Regions from separate parts of the Homo sapiens genome. Here region 1 is linked to region 2. Evidence: chromatin contacts called from ENCODE Hi-C or POLR2A ChIA-PET data. All regions are on one chromosome and are shown on one strand. The core of a region is the stretch at or near the end of the contact, and the rest is flanking DNA. Distances in the headings are between cores, read along the strand shown.

Region 1 (5,275 bases), core at 2,421-4,920, 570 kb before region 2:
TTTTCAAAGGGAATGCTTCCAGTTTTTGCCCATTCAGTATGATATTAGCTGTGGGTTTGTCATAGATAGCTCTTATTATTTTGAGATATGTCCCATCAATACCTAATTTATTGAGAGTTTTTAGCATGAAGGGTTGTTGAATTTTGTCAAAGGCCTTTTCTGCATCTGTTGAGATAATCATATTGTTTTTGTCATTGGTTCTGTTTATATGCTGGATTACATTTATTGATTTTCATATGTTGAACCAGCCTTGCATCCTAGGGATGAAGCCCACTTGATCATGGTGGATAAGCTTTTTGATGTGCTACTGGATTTGATTTGCCAGTATTTTATTGAGGATTTTTGCATCGATGTTCATCAGGGATATTGGTCTAAAATTCTCTTTTTTTGTTGTGTCTCTGCCCGGCTTTGGTATCAGGATGATTCTGGTCTCATAAAATGAGTTAGGGAGGATTCCCTCTTTTTCTATTGATTGGAATAGTTTCAGAAGGAATGGTACCAGCTCCTCCTTGTACCTCTGGTGGAATTCGGCTGTGAATCCATCTGGTCCTGGACTTTTTTTGTTTGGTAAGCTATTAATTACTGCCTCAATTTCAGAGCCTGTTATTGGTCTATTCAGAGATTCAGCTTCTTCCTGGTTTAGTCTTGGGAGAGTTTATGTGTCGAGGAATTTATCCATTTCTTCCAGATTTTCTAGTTTATTTGCATAGAGGTGTTTATAGTATTCTCTCTCTCTTTTTTTTTTTTTTTTTTTTTTGAGACAGAGTCTCACTCTGTCACCCAGGCTGTAGAGCAGTGGTGCAATCTTGGCTCGTTGAAACCTCCACCTCCCAGGTTCAAGCAATTCTTGTGCCTCAGCCTCTGGAGTAGCTGAGATTACAGGCACACACTCCCATGCCCGGATAATTTTTTTTTTTTTTTTTTTTTTTAAGTAGAGATGGGGTTTCACCATGTTGGCCAGGCTGATCTCGAACTCCTGATCTCAAGTGATCTGCCTGTCTCCCAAAGTGCTGGGATTACAAGCATGAGCCACTGCGCCTGGCCGGTTTCTGGTATAATTCTTGATCTTATTAAGGATGCTTCCTAGTAGTCCTAGTAGACAAAGAATTTTTCTCATAAACGGATGTTTCTGTTGAGATGATCATCTTTAGATTAACCAATTATTGTGGAGAAGTACATTGGTAGATTTTCCATAATCAAATTTGCATTCCTGGGAATGACCCTGCTTGATCATGATCTGTTATTCTTTTAATTCAATTTGGTAATGTCTTATTCCTACTGAGTTCTACCTCAGTAAAAATTTTCACCAAAACTGTGCCTAGCCTCCAGGCTGGGTGGCATGTTCCTTCTCTATGCACCGAGAGCACCATGTCTGTCTTTTTCTAATACCTCTCTAGTTTTGTACTTACAATCTGGTATTATAATTACATGTCTCCCTCAGTGGAATATGCCATTGTTGAGAGACAGACTTTTGTCTTCTTCCTAATTGTATCCTCAGTGCCCAGATAAGGCCTGATTTAAAGCAGGCCTTTGGAAAATATGTCTAGTCTGTGCGAAAATGCTTACCATTCCCCTGACAGGGACAAGTGCCAAGTCCCCATACTAGTTTAGCTTTGTGGGCAGAGCCCTGGCCTTGTTGGTCCAGCTTATCATGCAGACAAGAGCCATGTCAATACTGGTGGACCCCGCTTGCTGTGGGAGCTGGAGAGCCAGATATGCTCACAGCTCCTTCTCAGTTACACCTAAGCTGCCTGTGGGGAGCTCAGGACTCTGCATGCGCCTCCACATCTTCAGGCCGAAGATTCTCCATCACTTCCAAGAAAGCACGCTCAAATGTGAAAGCAGATAAATCATTAGCACCCTGTGCTGGGGCTTGTTACTGTTCAACAGGGGTTCTCTTTCTGGGAACCTAAGATACTTCATGTGTACCTTAGCAGCAGCTAATGGGGGTGGATGGAAGTGGTCACCAGGCATTCCAGTCACCCAGGGATGCCTAGGTCCCTTTACCAGGAAGCAGCGAGAGAGGCATAATGGACACAACTCTGTCTTTCTTATAGAAGACACCTGTTTCAGGCCAGGCCTTTATCTTGCTGAAGCTGACCCCACTGAAGGGTCATTGTGCTTTGGTTAGAAAACCACTGCAACCAAAGCCATCCAGTGACAAAGTAGTGGGATCCCTCATACTGGAGCAGGCAGACACCTACTGTCCCAGTAGTCTCATGTCAGAAACAACACTCAACATACATTGTCTTTTGTGCCCAGCTTGGGAGCTGGTCTGTGAGGACTGAGGGATCCCAGGTACCTTGAGTTCTTGTAACCATACAGTGGATGGACACAGACACAGCACCATCCTAGGGCTGGCAGATACTCCATGCTCATCGGTGCCAGCCTGCTCATCAACAGAATCACCCACCTCCATTCTGTCACCCACCAGGTATTTACTGAGACTCTTCTACATGACATGTGCCATTGAGGGTACTGGGAGAATAGCAGCAGACCTATAATACAAAAGCCCCTGCCCTTGAGGGGGGCTACCTGGTTTCCAGGTGCACCCCCAGTTTATCTCATGGTTTAGGTGGCACTATTTATGACTCACCAAGTTTGTGACAGATGATCAGTGTCTTCCTTCTGTGGCTGCAGTTTATCTGTGCACAGATGCTGGCATCCTTCAATCCAGGTCTCAGGTTTGGGTCAGGGCTTAGCTTGAGGCAGTAGGAAGAACAGAGCTCTCTGGATGGTTTAGGCAAGCTTGTCCAACCCATGACTCACAGGCTGTATACTACCCATGACAGCTTTGAATGTGACCCAACATAAATTGGTAAACTTTCCTAAAACATTATGAGATTTTTTGCTTTCTTTTTTTTTTTTTTTTTTTTTTTTTTGCTCATCAGCTATTGTTAGTGTTAGTGAATTTTATGTGTGGCCCAAGACAATTCTTCTTCCAAAGTGGCCCAGGGAAACCAAAAGATTGGACATCTCTGGTTTAGAGATTCAGTTGGTTTCTTCAACTTCAGTTCTTGGTGTACAGGGATGGCCTCTGACTTGCTCCACATCCTCAATCCGGCCACCACCTGGTTTTCTGCACACAGGAAACACTTGGCAATGTTGGCTGAAACAATGAGTGAGAGCCAAGTGCCAAGTGCTGGGCTAACCTCGCTCACAGCCAATTAGGCATAAAGTAACCAGGGCTGTAAGAGAAGTGGAAACAGAGATGCAGATGCTCCAAGGAGGCCAGACACTTGCCCTCCTCTCTTGGTGAGTCCTGTGCTCAGAAGGGGCACAACGGAGACGTGCTTGGGCTGTCCATACGGCAGTCTCTCTGCGGCAGTGGAGAAAGCTCTGGTCTGTGTGTATAGTGTGCATGCAGGGGAGTGTGCATATGTGTGTATATTTGCCTACATGCACATGCATGTTCACATTGGCTCTGGTCCCCACAACAACACCATTATAGGGCCCTGCTTAGCCATCCTTTCTGCAGTGGGTGGGGGGGGTGGGGAAAGGGGTTCCTGACTGCTGTGTCACTTTTGGATAGTCACTGTTTTTTGTGTGCAGCACTCCTACCTCACCTACCCCACCCCTAGAGGCAGGCAGGGTGATGACTGAAGCATCAGGCCTGTGGTTTCTGTAACAGGAAGTGATTTAGATGCTGAAAGCTAATTTTAGATGAAATGATATGGGGTTTTTAAAGAATCTTTCAGGGTTGGTTTCAGGCTCAAGGCTTAGCCCCCTGCTCCTCTTGCCTACAGGGGACAGGCAGTTTCCCATTGTCCTTGTCACTGTCTTGCTGGGTGAACTCATGCCTAGCTGGGCAGGGTTCTTAGGTAGAAAGCCAGTGCTGATTTTTCCTGGATTTCAGAATGTTTAAGTCATTGTTTTTGGCCTTGAACACCAGAGTCCTGTGACTCAGCACAGGCCTGGCTCTAGGCCAAGCAGACACAGGACCTCTTATCCCTGGAAGGGGACTGCCTGGAGGCTCCCAAGGATCTTGTTAGGACAGAGATGTCCACCCTCACCCAGGCTGAGGCCTGGGCCAGAGGTCAGATGAGGCTTCTGGGCCAAAAAAAGTATCATCTTGGGTGGCAGACACTTAGGTGGGGCCTCTTCTCCCAGTTAGCCCTGTCCTGAGCCTCTTAGCAGGGGCGGCTTTCTGACCCAGGTGCCACACTAAGGATCCCATCCTGATTGAGCCCTGTAGATTGGGACTCCTGATAGCAGCAGACACAAAAGAAACTGAGGAGTAGGCACAGAACTCTGAGAGTCCTGTCCTCCTGGTGTCGGGGTCCCACTGGTTGGGGACCTTGGAGCCTCGTGGTTTCTGTCTCTGCCAAGGCCTGAGCACAGGAAATAGAAGGTTGGGCCTCCCTGGTCACCTCTGCAAGGGTCTTCAAAGCCCATTTTAATCTGTTGTCCCATTCCCTAGGTCTTCCACAGCACCCCATACCAGAGAATGCTGCTCCCATTATCAGAGAAGCAGCCAAATATCAGCATGCTAAGAGAGATGTCCCAGGGTTACATAGCTTCACTCAGGCAGCATTGGAGCCAGCCAGGCCAGGAGCTTACCCTGTCCCATACTACCGATGGGATGCCCAGCATTCAGGGAAAAGAGCTCACTCTGCATATCTCATCTAGACAGCAGCCAGCCTCATGAACCCCTACCACAAACCTGGGACCTCTGGAAAGCCAAGTATAAGTCTCTGCCAGTTCTTAGTCCACCCTTGTTCTGCTTTGTGGTGAGGTATAGCTTGGGAGATGAGGCGAGGCCTATAGGTCTTGGTTGGTACACAAGAAGAAACACTTCTGCCTAGAGAGGCTGTCGACAGACATTTCCAGGGACACACAGCAGACAGCCTTCATGGCCTTCATGACCAGTCGGTCCCTTGTGGAAGACAAGTAGGACAGGACAGATGATTAGCCCAGAGCCAAAACTGAGCTCAAACCGCAGAAGAGGAGAGCATTCTCACAAAAGCTCCAGTGTTTGCAGCACAATGACGGAGGTAGATGGTGTGAGCTAAGCCCTGTTTTGAGAGTTCCATAGAAGGTGTCTTTGACCTATTTTCAAGGGCTGTGGTGGTAGGAGGAATTTTTGGCCACATCATAAAGAGTTTTGTGGCCACCTCTGATATACCTAGCTCAGGAAGTTGTAATTTTCCATGATTAGGTTATTAGTCACCAAAGTGATTGCTGCCCCCAGACCCTGGCCCCTGTGCTGCAGGAGGCTGACAGAGATGCCCCTCCAGCACTGCAGCCCTGCCTCCCCAGCTGCAGGCCAGAAGCC
Region 2 (5,437 bases), core at 1,073-3,572:
GTTTTTGTACCTAGTTAGAAGGTATTGAGTCCACAAATAGACAAAAAGCATAGAAGTGATACAACTAAAACTAGGACAAATGCCAAGTTAGAGCAGATTTTGTTTTAATTTTGTGAAGAAATGCTTATTGTAGAAATGTAAAATATATAGAAGAGTATGAAGAAGGAAATGAATTTGCTGTCATCCTCAAAACTGGAGATAGCTACTGTCACTTAAAATTTTTTTAATGTACCATGGTCCCTCAGTATCCATGGGGGCTTGGTTTCAGGACCCCCTGCAGATACTAAAATTCGAGGATGTTCGAGTCCCTTTTATAAAATGGTGTAGTATTTTTGTGTAATCTATGCACATCCTTCCATATACAGTCATGTGTTGCGTAATGACAGACCACATAAATGACATCAGATTTTGCTGCCTGTTTTTACTGTACGTTTTCTGTGTTTAGATACACAAATACTTACCATTGTGTTACAGTTGCCTGCATTATTCAGTAGAGTAACATGCTGAGCAGGTTCATAGCCTGGGAACCATAGGCTGTACCATGTAGCCTAGGTGTATAGTAGGCTATACCGTCTAGGTTTCTGTAGCTACACTCAGTGATGTTTGCCCAAGGATGAAATTGCCTAATGACACATTCCTCAGAATGTACCCCAGTTGTTAAGCAATGCATGACTGTATTTTGAATCATTTCTAGATTACTTATAATACCTAATACAGTGTAAATGCAGTGTAGATAGTTGCTATACTGAAATTTGTAGTTTTTTTTATTGTTGTAGTGGTTTTTTGTTTTTGGTTTTTTAGGTTTTATTTGAGACGGTCTCGCTGTCAACTAGACTAGAATGCAGTGGAATGATCACAGCTCATTGCAGCTTTGACCTCCCAACTCAAGGGATCCTCTCACCTCAGCCTCCTGAGTAGCTGGGATTATAGGCACATGCCTCCACACCCAGCTAACTTTGTTTTTTTTTGTAGAGACGGAGTTTCATCATGTTTTTCAGGTTGGTCTTGAACTCGTGGGCTCCAGCAATAGCCTGCCTCGGCCTCCCAAACTGTTGGGATTACAGATGTAATCACCACCACCCCCAGCCTCTACTGTTATTTTTAATGGGATTTTCCCAAAATATTTTCTGTCTGCAGTTTCTTCAATCTGCAGGTACAGAACCCATGGACACAGAGGGCTGACTGTATATATCTTTTGATTAATTTAAATATTTTAATTAATTTAGATGATGCTGAATGTTTAGTTATGTATCCTTGTGTTTGTGTTTCTCATGCAGTTAAATTTTTTCCAAAACATTACTTTCAATATTAATATAATGCTGTATGAGTGTAACGAAGTATTCTCACGTGGCTTCCAATTTTTCTCCTATTACAAACAACTTTTAGGGAAAAATCTGTACATGACTGATTATTTCCTTAGGATTGAGTTACAGAAATTACTGGGTTAAAGGTATGAAAATTATTTTAAGTTTCTACATGAATATTGGTAACTTCTCAATAGGCATTTTAAAATTGTCTTTATTATTCACTATGTATAAAATGCTTGAGTACTGAGAGGACCAGAGCAGGGCATGCCCCTCTGGTTGTCTGGGGCAGTTCTTCCTCCCTTAATGGTGTGACACTAATTCAGACAGATTTGCCCAGGGAACCAGAATTAGGAAGACTTTTTATCATACTTGAAATATTTTATGGAGTAATTGCTAAAGAAGGAGCTTTTGATAATTGTTTAAAGCAACTCAGATACTAATGTATACCAGTGGTCTAAGACTGATTATGACAGTGTTCCAGTTGGAAGGGGAATAACAACTACTCAGACATAGCAAACAAATTAATGCTGACCTAACGTTATTACCTTTTAGTTTGATTTGGTATGTGTTTATTAAGTGTGCTATCTTGTGTATGTGGCTTTTACAGTGCTAGAAAATGTAGTATTTAAAAGTAGAGAAGGGACGTAATGGTCATCTTTATGAACAAGGGATATAAAGGAACCCAGGAATTCACAGATAGTTTTAAATGAGAGTTCATTTTTTATCATTTATATATGTTACTCTCTTTTTGAAGAAAATTAATACGCTGTTTGAAACTTTAGGTTTGCATATACTTGAGTAACTATATACAAAATGTATCCTTTTGTGCAGGTATGAAGATGCTTGATACGCAGTGTAGACGGAAAGCAGAAGCATAGTGGTGCCTTTTATTGTTCTTTCAATTTCACTGATTCTAATTATAGAAGCTTACATCACCTTGGTTGATGATGACGGTTTCTCTCTCCTTCTTGGTTTTTCTTCCTCTATTACTCCCTAAGGGTGGATCATATTTCATAGTGCATGTGTGTCCAGCTGGTGGCTGTGACAGATTTTCAACAAAAATGGGGGTGATCAGTTAGTGGATATATATGACAGTATGCTGAAGCACACTGTTTCTTACAAGAGAATAAAAGAGCGTTGGTACTCTTGCCTCCCCTCCTTCATGAAGGCTGAGGAATAGGTATGCAGTTTGAAAGCAGAAGTCCTAAGGGGCACCAGTAATTAGAGTTAACTGTGTCTGATAACTGCAAAGATGCATTTCAGATGTTCATGTTAAACATGGGGGAAAACGGGTGGAAAAGATTGTTATGATCCTTTGAAAGGGCTTGTATGTTACCTATGATCATTTCAGTCATTTATTCATTTATTTTCCAAAAGACTTAAAGTGTTTTCACTATGTAAATCAGTACAATTTAAGTTTATATTTCAAAAACCAAATATAACTAAAATACAGAAATGAATATCCTCTTTATTTTGTAAAACTACAGAATTTTTCTTTTGTTCTTTAACTTCTTTGGCGTTTGACTTCTCTAAATTATGATTATAATATTTCATTGCAGATTGGGAATAAATTCCATTTAAAAATATAATAAGTAAATAAAATGCCTGGGTTAGTATAAATCCAGTTTTTGTTATCATTAGTTTTGTTTGTTTTTCATAATGCCTAGAATGTTTATCCTCTTATGGCTTACCTTCATCTATGGTAACCTTTCTCTGTCCTTCTTTTCAGTGTTGTCACATATTAACATAAAAGATGTGTTTACAGTTAGTTTAGTAACTATCAGAACCTTATCTTTGGCTTTCTAAACAATATGATTTTAAGTATTTCAGTTTGTATTTTTGTTTATAAATAATATACACAGTTAACATAAATTTTAATAACTACATGGCATTTACACTTTTATAAAAGTATTTTGTCATGATTTGAATCTTTGCAAAGTCAACATACATTGCTCTATTTTATAGTAGTGCAAAAGACCTTTCTAAAGCTAAAGATTTCATTAATAAGGGTTAGCATCATGGCATTTCATATGCAGGGGAAACGTGTTCATAAGTGGCTGTCCTGTAGTGATTCCTAGACAATAGGTAGATCAGGACATTCTCCTTTGCTGCACTTAATTCATTTGAATTGATAAGATAATGAGATGAGATCGTGATAAAATTCTAAAAGTGATGCAAGGGAAAAATAGGTTATTCACCTAGTCATTTATTTTAGTTATTTGATAAATTACTATTCTCTTCAAAGGATGTTTATTTCTTCATTCAGTAGTTAAAAGGTGAAGTCATTATTTCCTCAGAATGCTGGTGGATCCCCGTGTTGAGTATGGAATTTGGCCTGTTTCTTTTCTTAGTATTGTTACACAGGGAGATTTAGCATGATAGGTTCACTATACAGTTCCCTGGAATCGAAGATACTATGAGATGATTGGTAGAAAAGGAAAAGGATGATGTCATCTTCACTTACAAGCCAAACTAAAGGAAAAGAGAATTTTGTTCCTTTACTGAGTTGGTGTTTACTACAGTAGGTCTAACATATGGCACTAGTGGATTGCATTTCTCACACTGGGCAGCAGTTTTTTAAAGCAGCTAAGAGATGGCTGTCTCCCTTGCCCAGCTTGAGGTCCTTCTTTGTGTGTTGATCAGCATGATTTATAAAAAGGGGGAAAGGTGTGCATTAAAATTTTGCTTTTTGATTCGGCTATAATATATTCTGTTGGTACTATACATGAATATAATTACTGTCTGGTGTTGAAATTCTTGGTATTCTTGAATCTTGCTACTGATATTTATGTGTAAAATACTCATCTTTTAGAAATTTTATCTTAAGTGAAAGTTTGTCTTCATGTACATACAAAGTACCTACTATCATTTTTCTGTTTTAAAGAATGATTAACATTAGATTTTAATTAATGTACAATATTAAGTATCAAGTGGAATTCCAACTCACGTATGATTGATTTAAATTAAACTGAAAAAAAAAAAAACACATTGGTGCTTGAAAACCAACCTGTATAAATATTGCATGTTTTATGTTTAGAAAACTAGTCATGCTTGTTTGCATTTGTGAGATTTAATTTTATATTTAAATGCGGGTATTGTGTATTTTGGTATTGTGTCTTTTGGAATTTTGGCAGAAAAACATTCTTAAAAGCTTTATGAAAATCTAAATAATTACATATTTTGAAAGCATAACTTGTCTTTGTTCAAAATTATACTTAGTTTAACTTAAATTCTAGTTTTATAAGTAGCAGTGTAATTCAGATTGGCAGCATAGTGTTGTTCAGAAAGTGACTCAGACTTTTCTCAAAGATATTGAAGAACTTATTTTTTTTGTGCTTAACAACAAGATGTTTCTTCTGCAGTCAGTGGAGTCCTTTGTTAAAAGACCTGTCTCCCAGGTAACATCTCCTCTTATGTTGCACACCCCATTTTCCCCAAAATAAAAGTGTTAGGTAAATAAAGCAAAATAATTATATTGCTTTGATTTGTTCAGTGATTGTTTTTCTCATAATTTTGCCGCCTGGAGGTATAACTAACTATATTTTACTATTGGGAACTGTCTTTCTTTGGCCACTAGGAGCAACCATTGCAAGCTTAGTTGGAGTATCTAATGCCTTGTAGCAGAAGCATGAAGAACAAGGATGGGTACTAGTGGTATTGTGTTTCAGATGGAAGAGGGTGTGGCAAAATTAAAATCTTTTTCTGTAATTTCTATAGAAAAATGGGGCAATTTTTTTTAGTCCACACTCACTCTGGAAGCAGGTTTAATCCTTTTCTTTGATTTCTTCTGAGTGAGTTTTGCTGGCTTCTTGTCTTTTTCTAGGAATTCAGCATTGGGCTACAGGAAAGTACCATGTTGTGTAGATTATTCTTTCTCAAAGAAGTAGGTGCATGCTGCAACTATTGGTGTACATCTGATTTTTTTCCAGCTTCCCTTTGCAAAATGAAATTCTATTGTTTCCATTTAAATTTACTATCTACCTACAAATCTTAGTACTAGTTTGTATATTCTTAATGTTAATTTAGAGTGATCCTGAAGGTTATATCTTTCAGAACAGTTATTTGATAAATAGCAAATTTTGCAAGCAGAAACCCCTTGTTAACAAATACATGTGACATCTGAGAACCTA

What was found. Hi-C counts contacts between places; a loop is a spot of excess contacts on that map. ChIA-PET counts read pairs that join two places held with the same protein, here RNA polymerase II (POLR2A). Pooled maps may share reads with other maps.
Region 1: a pooled map shows a loop between it and region 2 (3-fold over the local background). The contact joins two enhancer-like sites. A Hi-C loop is called at or near these places in 1 of 37 single-sample maps with no recorded cell type and 11 of 50 pooled maps. POLR2A ChIA-PET finds 5 or more read pairs at or near these places in 4 of 52 experiments (CD8-positive, alpha-beta memory T cell, IMR-90, OCI-LY7 and 1 more).

Annotation. Positions count from the first base shown.
Region 1 is chr5:132,102,151-132,107,425 of GRCh38, reverse strand. No RefSeq gene overlaps it. Among named protein-coding and RNA genes, the nearest start is that of CSF2, 31 kb to the right of the region's middle. RefSeq lists enhancers at 3,578-3,957, 3,736-4,030. Within about 2 kb of position 3,670, at least 30 of the 41 ENCODE cell types and tissues checked have a DNase peak (open chromatin) inside an H3K27ac peak, as active enhancers do; they include OCI-LY7, where a contact is called at or near this core.
Region 2 is chr5:131,533,461-131,538,897 of GRCh38, reverse strand. The region is part of intron 6 of RAPGEF6 (Rap guanine nucleotide exchange factor 6); the gene reads left to right. Among named protein-coding and RNA genes, the nearest start is that of RAPGEF6, 99 kb to the left of the region's middle. RefSeq lists an enhancer at 2,123-2,352 and a silencer at 2,108-2,402. Within about 2 kb of position 2,322, at least 6 of the 41 ENCODE cell types and tissues checked have a DNase peak (open chromatin) inside an H3K27ac peak, as active enhancers do; they include OCI-LY7, where a contact is called at or near this core.